Linked DNA regions of Homo sapiens: region 2 is linked to region 1. A link is a contact called in ENCODE POLR2A ChIA-PET data. All regions are on one chromosome and are shown on one strand. Each heading gives the region's core, a stretch centred on a gene start or an enhancer-like site at or near the end of the contact. The rest is flanking DNA. Distances are from core to core; before and after follow the strand shown. Region 1 overlaps GAS6 (growth arrest specific 6). Region 2 overlaps RASA3 (RAS p21 protein activator 3).

Region 1 (7,149 bases), core at 1,205-3,704:
TATGCCCCAGTTTCCTCCATACGCCCCGGTTTCCTCCATACACCCCACAGTTTCCTCCATACGCCCCACAGTTTCCTCCATATGCCCAGTTTCCTCCATACACCCCACAGTTTCCTCCATATGCCTCAATTTCCTCCATACGCCCCCCAGTTTCTTCCATACACCCCACAGTTTCCTCCATATGCCCAGTTTCCTCCATACACCCCACAGTTTCCTCCATATGCCCAGTTTCCTCCATACGCCCCCCAGTTTCCTCCATACGCCCCACAGTTTCCTCCATACGCCCCACAGTTTCCTCCATACGCCCCACAGTTTCTTCCATACGCCCCACAGTTTCCTCCATATGCCCAGTTTCCTCCATACACCCCACAGTTTCCTCCATATGCCTCAATTTCCTCCATACGCCCCCCAGTTTCTTCCATACACCCCACAGTTTCCTCCATACGCCTCAATTTTCTCTGTACGCCCCACAGTTTCCTCCATATGCCTCAGTTTCCTCCATACGCCCCAGTTTCCTCCATACGCCTCAATTTCCTTTGTACGCCCCAGTTTCCTCCATACGCCCCAGTTTCCTCCATACGCCCCAGTTTCCTCCATACGCCTCAATTTCCTCTGTATGCTTCAGTTTCCTCCATACACCTCAGTTTCCTCCGTCTGCCTCACAGTTTCCTCTATAAGCCTCAGTTTCCTCAGTACACCCCACAGTTTCCTCCCTACACCTCCGTTTGCTTGTTTTGCACAAATGACTGACAACAGAACACTTGTGGGTGTGGACGGAGCTCGCGTCTCGAAGTGTTTCTAAGATGCTATTTTCAGCAGGTCACTATAAACGCTTTCTACTCTGAAGCACACAGGGGCTGGGGCTGGCCTTCGGAGTTACGAGGAAACGAGGACCAGGACCAGGGATTCTGCATCAGCACAGCCGCCAGGAGCCGGCCGGGGCCCCATCCCTGACACTGCTGTCGCCCGGCTGTACCTGGGTGCTGTGTCCGCGGGGCGTCTGGAGACGTCGATGTGGTCATAGCAGGGCCTGGAACGGGGAGGTCTGGCCTGAACTAGAGAAATGAGGGGCGTATCCGCTTCTCCACCCTGGCCTCAGATGAAGAGGCTCTGGGGGCAGGAGGGAGTCAGACACGTGCAGGGCAGGCGGCCTGTGCAGGGCCCAACCCTCCGGCACCAGAACCTGACCTCCTCAGAGGCCCCCACCATGGAGGGATGTCTGGGGGATGCTGTGCGCTGCCGCTACGATGTTTGGTTAGAGATTAAAGCCATTTCAGAAGTGGACACCTGCCCATGTGATGCAAAGGGCTGGGAACCCGGTCTTGACTTTGCCTGGAATGCCTTTCGGAAAGACCTCTGTCCCTGAGGCTGAGGGACAGTGCCTGCTCCTGCCAGGTGCCCAGCTCTTAAGCGGTCCCCAGACTCATGCCACCTGCCCCGGGGCCTCCCCCAACTCATTTGTTTATTTCCCTGTTGGGAATGTATTGATACCTCTAGGATGCAAGGACGGAACCACACCTGAGGGGTGGACAGTCAGCCGGTGCCCAGCAAATATCTGTGGAATTTCCTCCACACAACAGGGAAAGCGATGGAGACAGAAACCTCTGCAGGCCCCCGAGGGCACCCACTTCCCTGACCCCGTCCACCTCCCTGACCCCCGCCCACCTCCCTGATCCCCATCCCGCAAGCTGGGCCTAGGGTATCGGTGGCCTGGCTGGTCATGCCCTGGGCGCCAGCGCCTGTTCAGGAGGTGAAGGGTTTATCTCAGCTTGGCCCATGACTGCGTTGAAGGACAGGAGGGAGCGGCTGTGGCTGTGGCTGGAATCTGAAGCCGGTGCGGGCGGCCAGGGCCTTTCCCTGGGTGGTGACGAGCGAGGACCAGAGCCCTGTCTGCCCGAGGGAAGGGCGAGGGGACACTCCCCGTGGCGGGGGTGGGATCCCGGTAGCCGGGGCTCAGTGACCGCTGCCTGGGCCACCGCCTGTGGGGACCTGACCTTCCTGGGGAAACCCATGGGTCAAAGGAGCCGAGAAATCCAAGCACCAAGTGGCCGCTATGGCAGGACGGGCGCGTTCGCAGTGGAGAAGCTGGGTGTGTCCGTGGGAAAGGAAAGAAATGGAAGCAGAGGCTCTTCAGGGGCACCTGGGAACGCAGCCTACACTCTTCCCAGGCCTCCTCCCTCCGTCCACTGTGCCGCCTGGGTCCTGGGACAGCCTGAGGGCCGCAGGCTCCCATGCAAGGCCCGCTGGGGGCCTGCTTGTCTGGGGCTGAATTTGGACTTTATGGGGCTATGGCTTTAATTTCACAATGACCGATAACCAGTGAACTGAAGCCAGGACAGCACCGTGAGCACCAAGTCAGAGAATTTTCACGAGGGAACCAATGAACAGGAACAGAGTGTGAGGCTGCCCCAGCTGCATCCTCCGGGAGGCGCCTTCCCAAGGGAGTGCAAGGCTGCCTGCTGTGGCCAGGCCACCAAAGCACCTTCTTCACCGCCAGGCATCTTTTGAGGCACGCGAACATCAGAGGCCCCAGCCACGTGCTCTGGAGGAGAAGCTGAGAGCCCCAGGCCACAGGCAGGGCAGCCTCTGAGGGCCGGCTCAGGGAGAGTGGCCGGAGCTTCTGGCCTGGGGCAGGTGGACCCGTTAGAAACTGCATGTGTTGCCTCTGGCACCAGCCACAGCAAGAGATTCTCTTCCTATCACACAGGGAACAAACTCAAGGATCTTGACCTTGCCCTCCTCTCCCCAGCTGGCCGCACTTGGGGACGCTGATGCCACAAAGGAAATAACCAAAACAAGATAACTCTATTGGGCGGCGGGAACAGAAAGGAACATGTAGCAATCACTCCTCTTCATCCATGCAAGGAAGCGAGGCGACGCCTTGAAAAGGACGGCCTTCTTTGCTGCAAATAGCCAGAAGTGAACTGAGCAAAGGAAGCACGGGACGCACAGGAAGAAAAGTGCTCCAAGGGACGGACAGGACGGTGCCGGGGTTAGGAAAGCGCAACACTGTTCAGACACAGTCTCCGATATATGAATGGCAAGCCCAGTTAAAAATATCTAAAGGGCTTTTTTAGGTTTTTAAGAATATTTTTAAGGTTTAGTTTTATTAAAAAATAAGCAAGACAACCAGAAAAAAGACTGAGGAGGGCATAGGAGACCCACCCGCGTGCATGAGGCCGAGTCTAAAGCTGTGGCCACGGCCTGTGGAAACCCGGCAGAAAATCTCCCAAATACCCAGCATATGAGGACGGCAGCAGGTGAGGCACTGGGGTGAGACAGACTCAAATGTGTGGTGTTGGGGCAGGAACTGAGCCTGCAGTCTAGATCCCCACCTCATCCATCACGTCAAAAGAAATTACGGGCGGGTCACAGATGAAAACACCTAACAGCAGGTAACTGTTTTGTAATCTTGGGGAGAAGCCTAAAGCCCAGGAACTAAGAGAGTATAACAAGTGTGAATACAGAATTTAAAAGAAGAGACTGGTTTAGCAATCACTAAGATAAAACACGCGTGACAGGATCTGCTTGTCTCCTCTGAGCACGCAGGAGCCTCTGCCCCAAATGCAGACATTGGGCCCTACGTGGCACCTGGCTACTGTGCATGGTTGCAGGTCAGGGCAGGCCGGGCCACAGGGCAGGGCCACCCTCCCATTCCCATGTTTACACTGAGCATTTCCTCTGCCTGTGTCTCTTGGGCTGGGGTCTGTGATACAAGTCCGGGAGGCCAGAGACGCCCACGGACAGTGCGTGGGGCTTGGGGAGCGGGACTGAGCCACCTCTGACTCCTTCTGCTGACTGGGATCCAGCTCCAAAGCCATGCCTGGGAAGAGACTCCTGCCTCTCCCAGGATGACTCCGTCCCGCCACGCCTCTGCTCTCAGCGCCCACAGGGACTCACCAAGCTGGACTTTCATCTAAAACTAGACACACGTGACGCCAGCGGACCACAGACCCAGTGCAAGGGGAGCTGTGTGGGTTGTGCTGAAGGTATGTTAAAATTCATACAGGACACCCAAAACAATCAATCTTATTGCATGATAATTTTAAAATAATAAAAAAGACTTGTGGCAAGCTGAAAAAATTTTTGATAACTTTACTACCAATGGCTAATGTGCAAACTCCTACAAATTGAGAAAAACAGGCAAAAAATATAAACAACAGTTTATAGGAAAAGAAATACACAGTTTTTAAACCTATGAAGGACAGCTTTACTCATTAGTTAAAAAAAAAAAAAAAAACCTGAAATGACTGATGTCATTTCTCGCCTGTTACATTGGAAGAGATCAAAAGTTTAAAAAAACAGTTCATTCACCCCTGCAGGGGCGGAGGCTAAGGCTGGCTCTGGGATAATTTGGCAGTATCTGTATCCAAAGGAAACATGAGGACTGCCTCTGCGATTCCATCCTTGGGAACGCATCCCGCAGACACTCAGACGTGTGGGAGGCAACAGGTGCATGAGGATGTCACGCCAGTTTTGTTTAAATGATGGAAATTGGAAATAACCTGGACATCAGCCAATATGCATGGGCTAAGTTCATATGATGCACCGGCTGGAAATGCCAGCGTGAAGGTGAGACACGCTAAGAGAGGGTCTCCTGTGCAGACAGAGTTGCAGAGGCACGGGACAGACCGTGTGTGCTAAGCCGCCACGCGTGTGAAGAGCGGAAGGCCGCTCACACATGTTTACATGTCTAAGCACAAGATTCTTGGAACTGTAACTACGGTGGTGTCTGACTGGACGACTCAGAGGCGGGGATGGGCTTTCACATCACACTCTGTGAAACATTTACATTTTGTTCCATGTGCATTTATTGCCTATTGCTAAAAACGTCAAAATTTACTTGTTTAAAAAAGAAAGTTTGGCGAAAAGGGAGCAGGCCTCGGCAAGGGACCACAGCTCCTTAAAAAACAGAACTATTCAGGGCCCTCCACAAACCACAGCCAAGCCTAAAGCCGCCCAAACCCACAGTGCTCCCAGGAAGGCGCAAAGGAGGCCGACTTACTTTGCACGCAGGTGGCGAAGCCTGAGTTTTTGGTGTACGGAGACCCATACTTGTTGATGCAGTCTGCAGGAAGAAAGGGAATGGATGTCAGTCATCCTTACAAGACCGGATGGACTGCAGAGCCTCTGCTTCTGAGACGCTCTGGAGAGGCAGTTACTCTGCTTACCTGGGGTGCTATCATCCTCCAGAAACAATGCCGCTTAGCTTGTGTTAATAAAAAACATGTTAGCCCCAACCCTGACAAACAGGAAACCACCTCCACCAACTCAGCGGAGTTGTGCACCCACAGTCAAGTGCGTAAAGCACCGCCCGCCGTTTCGAGGGGGCTCCTCCTGCCATACGGGAGAATCACCGGGAATGCTCAGTAAGTTCCTGACGGTACTCGAAAAGCTAAACTTCATTTTCCAGTGGACCCCCATTGGGAAACGCTGTGCTTAACTGGAAAGCCACTCTGCTTTGGAGAAAGCCCCTCCATGCTCTCTGGCTGGCTGAACACAGCTTGACAGCAGACATCCCGCTAGGGCGGCGGGGGGAGGCGAGGCCTGGCACATGCACATCCAGGGATAACCCGAAGCGTGAGGTTGTGCAGAACGGTGCGGGGCCTCTCGACCTGGCCCTTCAGTGGGTTACTGTTGCTTATCCAGGCGCAGAACGGCACGGATGAACAGCGGAAGGCCTCCTGCAGGTGTGCTGTGGACCGCTGGCCACCCCCTGCTTCAGAACTCAGTCCTCGCTGGTGCCTGGGCTTTCTGGGCCAGTGCCAGACCCACTGTGTTTGTTCCAGATATGGACCCAGGGAAGGACCCTTTAAGAGGACATTTACTAAAATGCACTTTGCAACATTAAAAAGAAGACCCTGGAATACATTTCTCTCCTTCTAAGTGAAATGCTCTCAAAGAGCTCTAAGATGGTGTCAGTTAAACGGGCTGACCCGGGGTCTCTGGGTTTCACTTTCTTGCTGTCCTCCCTTCCCAAGTGTACAGTGGGGGTCTCCAGAGGCCGCCCCACATGCACCAGCTGCTCTGATGGCTGAGATAACGTCTGGCATTCCCGTTCTTCAAATTAAACAGAAACACTATTCAGTGTTTTCGGTTTTAATTAAGAATACGGTAAATATCAGTCAATACAGCCCACATGAACATGGACCCCTTTGGGGTCCTCAATGACTTCAGAAGTGATTAGTGCTGAGGTCAGAAAACCGGAGGACAAAATCAATTACACGTCCTGACAAGGAGCTGAGCCTGGCATCAACTCAGAGAAGGGGTTTGCAGATAACAGCATTCACCTGAGGTTCCACTAACACGGAATAAAGCTGTGGTATAAAATAAAGAGAGAAACTTGTGTTTCTGACCTGCATGTTCCGGACAGTTCCACGTGCACCATGTGATTAAGAATCTTCCTTCCAAGAGTTACGTGGTGAGGAGATTCCTCCAACATGAAACACGCACCCCCAACTATGCCTCTACGACAACCAGAGTAGAGAAGTAATTGAGACTTACCTAAGTATCTTGGGTAAAAATAATCCTGTGGAAAAAGAAAAAGAAAAGGCAAGCATTGACCGGCACACTACGAGGGTCTCTGAACAACATAAGCATCAGCTGGTTAATCAGAGGCTGCTCTCGGGGCAGCCAGAGGGCCGCCCCACCCGGGGAACTGAGGGGAAGTGACCGGGGCACGACTGCTGTGAGACCAACAAGCAAAGGCAGGGCCATTTCCAGCTGCGTAGGAAGTGCTACCAGGTGTGTCCAGGGGAGAGGCCTGCCCAGGAGGACAAGAATGCTTCCAAGTAAAACCCCACTCTTAGTTCCCTGTTGACATAAGGGTCTCTAAAACCCAAAGACCTTAGTTCCCTGTTGACACAAAGGTCTCTCAAAACCCCAAAGACCTTTCTTTTGGCACACGGGCATTGATTTGCACTTATAGTATTGGTGAAACAAAATTGGTACTGGGTGAGGATGGAGGCTGTAATGAAGGGTCTTCTTATCCATGAAAGCGCACTGACGAGGTCCACATTCGACACAAGTGAGCTGTCGAGTCCTGGAACCACCTGCCTGTCACTTGGCCAGCAGAGGCCGGCCGGAAACTTCTTCAGGATCCTTTTGCCATGGCCCACAGATTCTAGGGCCACAGCCTGGTTAAAGCAG
Region 2 (7,149 bases), core at 3,087-5,586, 150 kb after region 1:
AACACCACCCTGGGCAACATGGAGAGACCCTCACAGTGAGACCTGGCAACATAGTGAGACCCCGTCTCTACAAAAAACCAAAATTTAATGAGCTGGGCTGGTGGCATCAGCCTGTAATCCCAGCTACTTGGGAGAGTGAAGTGGGAGGACTGCTTGAGCCCAGAAGTTTGAGACCAGTCTGGGCAACGTGGTGAAACCCCGTTTCTACAAAAAACCTTAAAACAATTAGCCTGGAATGGTGGAGCACACCTGTAGTCCCAGGTACCTGGGAGGCTGAGGTGGGAGGATGGCTTGAGCCTAGGAGGTCGAGGCTGCAGTGAGCTGAGATTGCACCACTGTACTCCAGCCCGGGTGACAGAACGAGATCCCATCTCAAAGACATAAAACTAAAAAAGCATCCCCGAGCTGGGAGAACTGAGGCTGGCTGTGGGTGTGCGGGATAGGGGAGGCTCCCGAGCTGTCCGGCCTCAGCGGCTGGAGCCTCTTGGGACCCACAGATCTGCCAAGGCAGTGAGCAAACTCGGCAGACGTGTTCTCATGGAGATAAATGGCCTGGAAGGAAGCCTCCTGGGACTGTGTTCCCTGCACGGTCGGCTGCGGGTGGGGACAGGCCAGGTTTTCTCTCCTCGTCAGGCTGCAATGCTTCCCGCTGTCCTGGGATGCGAGGACATGGGAGAGCGCTGGCCTCTCCTGGGGGATTCTGGGGCGGTGGCCACGCATGCCTGAGCAGCAGCCAGGCCCCCTTCCTGAGCTTCAGCCTCTGTGTCCACGAAGCAGGATCTAAGGTCCCACCTCTGAGGCTGTGGGAGGATTAAACGGTGGCCCAGCATGGAGCACAGCTCATCCCCTGCAGGGCCCTTATGCGAAAGCATCACGTGGCCACAACAACAGCGAGGTGCATCTCACGGAGCATAACCAGGGGGACCGCCAGGCACCCAGGCCTCCTCCTTAGGACCGGCAGATATGACCCAAGCCTCTGTGCAACTGCCAGAGGCCCGGCTGATGGGGGGCCCTGCTGATGGGGGGCCTGACAGGGGGCCCAGCTGACGGGGGGCCCAGCTGACGGAGGACCCAGCTGATGGGGGCCCGGCTGATGGGGGGCTGGCTGACGGAGGACCCAGCTGATGGGGGGCCCGGCTGACGGGGGCCCGGCTGACGGGGGCCCGGCTGACGGGGGGCCCGGCTGACGGGGGGTCCGGCTGATGGGGGTCCGGCTGACGGGGGGCCCGGCTGACGGGGGGCCCGGCTGACGGGGGGCCCGGCTGATGGGGAGGCCCGGCTGATGGGGAGGCCCGGCTGATGGGGGACCCGGCTGATGGGGGGCCCGGCTAATGGGGGGGCCCGGCTAATGGGGGGCCCGGCTGATGGGGGACCCGGCTGATGGGGAGGCCCGGCTGATGGGGAGGCCCGGCTGATGGGGGACCCGGCTGATGGGGGGGCCCGGCTGATGGGGGGGCCCGGCTGATGGGGGGCCCGGCTGATGGGGGGCCCGGCTGATGGGGACCCGGCTGATGGGGGGCCGGGAAGACAACGGGCTGCTGCGTCATGTGGAATCAAGGTGGGTGTCCTGGGCCAGACGAAGCTTTCAGGGAGGGGCTTGCTCCCAGCCTCCTCCTAGAGAAGCAGGATGGCCACGGCCTGGGGAGTCCCCCTTCACCCTGACCTCCCGCTCCCCCGGGGCAGGGCCTCAGGAAGACCCTCGAAGGCCTGTGGCACCCTGGAGTCTGCGCAGAGCCTTCCAGAGGCTGGGCCCCAGATGCTCCCTCGAGGGAGGACCCCTCGGGTGGGAGGCTCCTGGGAGGAGGCGAGGGCAGCCCTGTTTATGTGCAGCTTACAGGCAGGCATGCACTGTCTGCTGGTCCCTCCCTACTCAGCCCCTTGGCCACATTTCCTGCACAGTGCACGAGCTGGGCACCGAGGCACAGACCTACCCAGTGCAGGGCGAGCAGCCCGGAGCCGAGTCGGATGGCGCCCTACAGCACAGCCAGTGGCCGCTCAGGTAGGCGGACGGGTGGTAGACGGTGAGGCGCTTCTGGTTGCACTGGCTCACTTTGGTGAGAATGTCGATCCAGTCCTTGGCCTCCACGCAGTTGTTGGCCTGGATGTACAGCGCACGCTCTGGCTGGATGACCTGGAACATCTGAGGACACAGGTGGGCTCAGGACAGCGCACATGAGGTCTCGTGGCTGAGCACGTGCAAGAGTCCACCAGGCACCTGGCCGTCCTCGCCGGAGTCGTAAGAGGGGACGCTGAGGGTGCACAGGCCCAAAAGTCCTGGAGCTCTAAGCCCCAGAAGAGGCCAAGGCCAGGGGGTGCATGGAGCTCTCTGCCACCCTAAAACCTGACAGCTGGGGCCGTGGGGAATGGAGGTGAGAACTGGTGCAGCTGGAGATGTGGCCAGGTGGCCAGGAACAGCTTGGCCAAGGCCCTTTATGTCCTGGAGCCTTGGAGGTCTCCATTCAAGACAAAAGAGGGGCCCTGTGGCCTCCCCACAAGGCCCTCCTGCAGCTGACTGCAGGCATCCCATCCACGTGGTGCTCGTGCTGTGTCAGCCCAGGTGGCCCGGCCTGCTCAGCTCCTTCCCCAACTGACCAGCCCAGGATTCTTCCTCCTCCTCCCAGCTGGGGTTAGGGGGCTGCTTCCTCTTGAAGCGTCTCGGGGCAGCAACAACCTTTACCATTTATTACTCATTCAACAAACATGACTGAGCACCAGCACTCTCCTATGTCCCGGAGACAAAGCCTGGCATAGAGTTTCTACTGAACCTGCAGCCACCAAGAAAGACTAAACGAGGGCAGGTGTCAGCAGAAGCTGGAAGTGAGCAGTCCTGGTGCTGTAGTCGGCGTTGACTCAAAGTTAGTTAAGCAGGGGGTGGGGGCAAAGGGTGTCAAAGGCAGAAGAAATGGGAGGCACAAAGGTCCTGGGGCAGGTGGGACAGGGGTCCTGTGATTGGAGGGACAGGTCTCCCGGGGCAGGAGTGACAGAAGCCTTAGGATTAGAGGGACGGGGGTGCTGGGGCAGGGGGGACAGATATCCTAGGATTGGAGGTCAGAAGCTCCCAGAAGGAGCCGGCTCTGTTGCACACAGAAGACAGGTTTTCTGAGTAGGAGACTGACTGGAGGTTGGGAGGGCTCTCATGTGGGACTTGCCCTTAAGTCAGGAGTCAGGGGGACAGTGGCCTTCTCTAGGGGACGGGCCTTCTGCACTCATCTGGGGAGGATTTGGGCTCCAGGTTTCTGGTGAACAGCTGAGGTCTTATTTACAGAGGCCAGGAGCCTCCCGCCTTGCACCCGGCACATGTGTATAGGTCTCGGACTGGACGCCCCCGTGCATGGCTGTGATCCCCCATGGAGGGCGTCCTGGCCATCATCCCAGGCTCGGCCCTGCCACCAGGAGCAGCCTTCAGAAAGGTCTCCCCAGCTGGTGAGAGCCTGGCCTGGCAGTGGCCTCAGGGGAATCGGGCTCTGAGGAAGTCAGTGGGAATGAACAGCTGGGAACAGGCGGCTGAAACTAGGGAATTATTGGGAATCTATGTGAAGGGCTGGAGGTGCTTCCAGGACATGTCCACACTGCTTCCTTCGAGGGACGGTCTCAGGGCCAGGTTCCGGCCATCCCCCTCAGTCAGCAGGCATTGAGCCCACACCCTCCTCTTCCCATCTCCCCCTCTTCCCAACCCTTCTCTTCCCAGCCCTCCTCTTCCCAGCCCTCCTCTTCCCATGCCCTCCTCTTCAAATTACTCTCCAAACTTATGCCTTTTGCAGGATCTGTCTGGACTGCCTGTGAATAACATGCTAGTAAAATTCTGCCAATGGTAAGGAACATGCGTCAACTTTGGCACGAGGCCCAGGGACTGTGCCTTCCCTGCAACTGTTCTATGACCCTCATGCTGCAGTCGGGGCACAGAAGGCTTGTCCCAGCCAGCATGTGTCAGGGTACGGGGTCAGCCTCAGGATGGCACGGACGGCGGGGTCACTGGCTGAAGGGGCACTGAGTCACCAGGGAGAACGTGGCCAGCGGCCGACTCTGGGAGGCCACCACACAATGGTGACGCCACGGACACCTCTAGGGGATTCCCGCCAGAAATGCATCATCAGAACCTGCCACGTCGGCACATCCGACAAACCCACAGGGAGGGATGTCCAGAAAACCGAAGGCCTGCACGCCTCAAAGATGCCAAGGCCACCACACACAAAGAAAGGCTGGGAGTGTCCAGTGGGCCAGACGGAGGGGGCAGCAGAATGCAGCGCAGACTGGATCCAGAGGGGAAGGAACCACAGCCGGAAGAACGGGACTGGACAGCGGCAAACTCGAATGTGGTCGCGCCGGCGACGTGCGATGGTGGCTGCTGTGGTTTTGGGGACTGCACGGTGGGAAACACACTTGGAAGTGTTGATACATTCAGAAAAGCACGGGCGGGACCGTGAAGGGAGAAGGAACAAGTGTGACTGGGGAACGAGGCGACATGTGGGTCCGGGTCAAGCGTGACCGGGGAACGAGGCCACACGTGGGCCCGGGTCAAGCGTGACCGGGGAACGAGGCCACACACGGGTCTGGGTCAAGGGTGTGTGGAAAGTACTTGTTCTACTCGTGCAACTTCTATAAATTCAAAATTATATCAAAATAAAAAAGCTTCCAAAAGGAATTCCAGACGGTCCCAAGCCTGCTTCTGGGATGTCTTTGACAGAGGGCCCCTTGACATTGGGGACCCTGCGGGGGACGCCACCTGAAGCAGCTCAGGCCCCACCTTCCGGCAGGTTCCACCCCACCCCGGTGACCCCGGGCACAGAGAGTGTGGCTGCTTTGATGCGAGATTCCGACACAAACTCACCAGCACCTGGTGAACAACCCGAGTAACACGAAGACTCTGAGAAGCCTGGAGTGCAGTGGGTGGGGAAGGGTGAGCCCAGGGCCAGGTACGGGAAGAGAGCAGAGAAAACCTGGCCAGGCCTCAACCCGAAAGAGAGGCTTGGGGGCCCCACACTCACGTTTTTCATTTTGAAAGACTCCTCCTCCAGCTTCTCCACTGCCAGGATGTTCTCGATGGGAATGCTGTAGAGAGGCTGGTCCCCTGCAGCAGAGATGGACTGTCAGTGGGTGCGGGCCCCGCTGTCCCGGCTGGGGTCCGGGTGGGGCTGAGGGGTCTCTGCCGGGGGGTCTCCCAGGGGGTCTTTACCGGGGGGTCTCTGCCAGGGGGTCTCTACCGGGGGGTCTCTGCCAGGGGGTCTCTGCCAGGGGGTCTCTACCGGGGGTCTCTGCTGGGGGGGTCTCTGCCAGGGGGTCTCTGCCAGGGGTCTCTACCGGGGGTCTCTACCGGGGGGGGTCTCTGCCAGGGGGTCTCTGCTGGGGGGTCTCTGCTGGGGGGGGGTCTCTGCTGGGGGGGTCTCTGTCAGGGGATCTCTACCGGGGGGTCTCTGCTGGAGGGTCTCTGCTAGAGGGTCTCTGCTGGGGGGTTCTCTGCTGGGGGGGGGTCTCTGCCAGGAGGGTCTCTGCTGGGCGGTCTCTGTTGGGGTGGTCTCTGCCAGGAGGGTCTCTGCTGGGGGGGGTCTCTGTTGGGGGTGTCTCTGCTGGGGGTCTCTGCCAGCTGGGGGTCTCTGCTGGGGTGCCCTGGGCCGGAGGAGGTGCCCCATGTTCATCTCCTTGGGGATGATGGCTGAATCACTGACAGGCTGCAGGTGCGGGGGCTGAGGAAGCCTGGGACCCACCTGGCCCTGCCATGCACCCAGGCTGGGCCCAATGCTCGCATCCTCACAGCTGCCGTGGCCTCAGGCTCTGTCCCCAGAACATGTTCCCGTTCTGGGACATGAACATGGGAGAAACTGCTAGATATTTCCTAATCTAGATCTGAGCCAGCAGATCTGACAGCGAGGGGCAGGAGGTGGTGGGAAGCCCCGTCTACCTCGGCGGAGCGGCACCCTGGCCATGACGAGGCGACCAGAGGAGGAAGGGACGTGGACAGAAAAGCACCTTACTGATGTGGTCAGCTCTGCGTTTACTGGTTCTCTGGGGAAGCAGATTTCCCTCACTTTCCAGCAGCAGGTCTGAAAGACCCCTTCAGGGATCTTTGAAGGGAGAACCAGAAGCAGAGGGCTCTGGGTCACCGCGGCCCCGGGCTCTGCCCGCAGCACTGAATCCTTCCTCCCCTCAGCTCTCCCCCTGAAAAAGCAGACTCAGTCCCAGGGCCCAGCACGCTCCAGCAAGAGCCAGGGAAAGCGACCTTGCTCCTTACCTTTGCTTTTGTGGTAGGTAAATTCATGGTTGGTCAAGCGAAACCATCTCTTCTTAAAATTCTTCATCCCAAAGCGCTTCCGTCCTTGGGCCCTCTTGATCATGAACCTGTGTGAAGAGCACACAGGGCCGGGGTCCGGGCCTCAGCTGCCTCCCTGCACAGGTGAAAAACCACACCCCCCACTTTCTGCGTTCTGAGACCTGAGGCAGGCAGTGGATTTTCAATATCTTATCATTTTACTCCGAGTGATGAGATTAAAATTGGAAGGCAATGCCTCTCCTTTGAAAAGTTGAGCGCTGACTGCTTTGAGTCACCAGTTGGTGATGGCACCAGGTTTTAGGAGATCTCCAACCCTCCTGCCTCCCACACTGAACTTTCAACAGTGGTGCTGCCACTGGAAATGCCAATGCGATGCTCCCACGGCGGACCTGCGGCCGTGGGCTCAGGGTCAGGGAGGGCAGCGGACGCCCACACAACACGGAGGACCTGCGGCCGCGGACCTGGGATCAGGGTGGGCAGTGGACGCCCACACAACATGGAGGACCCGCGGCCGCGGGCTCGGGGTCAGGGCGGGCAGTGGACGCTCACACACAGAGGACCTACGGCCGCGGGCTCGGGGTCAGGGTGGGCAGTGGACACTCACGCAACATGGAGGACCTACAGGCGCGGGCTCGGGGTCAGGGCAGGCAGTGGACGCTCACACACAGAGGACCTACAGCCGCGGGCTCAGGGTCAGGGCGGACAGTGGATGCCCACACAACACAGAGGACCTACGGCCACAGGCTCGGGGTCAGGGCGGGCAGTGGATGCCCACACAACACGGAGGACCTGCGGCCGTGGGCTCGGGGTCAGGGCAGGCAGCGGACGCTCACACACGGAGGACCTGCGGCCGCGGGCTCGGGGTCAGAGCGGGCAGCAGACGC

The links. ChIA-PET counts read pairs that join two places held with the same protein, here RNA polymerase II (POLR2A).
Region 2: POLR2A ChIA-PET joins it to region 1 with 14 read pairs in Panc1. The contact joins two enhancer-like sites. POLR2A ChIA-PET finds 5 or more read pairs at or near these places in 2 of 52 experiments (Panc1 and naive thymus-derived CD4-positive, alpha-beta T cell).

The regions. Positions count from the first base shown.
Region 1 is chr13:113,841,522-113,848,670 of GRCh38, forward strand. It overlaps GAS6 (growth arrest specific 6), which reads right to left. Exons shown (of 15, transcript NM_000820.4): 3 at 6,505-6,529; 4 at 5,006-5,068. GAS6-AS1 (GAS6 antisense RNA 1) reads left to right here. Exons shown (of 5, transcript NR_044995.2): 5 at 848-1,320. Among named protein-coding and RNA genes, the nearest start is that of GAS6, 19 kb to the right of the region's middle. RefSeq lists an enhancer at 6,953-7,149. Within about 2 kb of position 2,455, at least 7 of the 41 ENCODE cell types and tissues checked have a DNase peak (open chromatin) inside an H3K27ac peak, as active enhancers do.
Region 2 is chr13:113,994,600-114,001,748 of GRCh38, forward strand. It overlaps RASA3 (RAS p21 protein activator 3), which reads right to left. Exons shown (of 24, transcript NM_007368.4): 19 at 6,227-6,333; 20 at 4,986-5,068; 21 at 1,932-2,140. Among named protein-coding and RNA genes, the nearest start is that of C13orf46, 24 kb to the left of the region's middle. Within about 2 kb of position 4,337, at least 13 of the 41 ENCODE cell types and tissues checked have a DNase peak (open chromatin) inside an H3K27ac peak, as active enhancers do.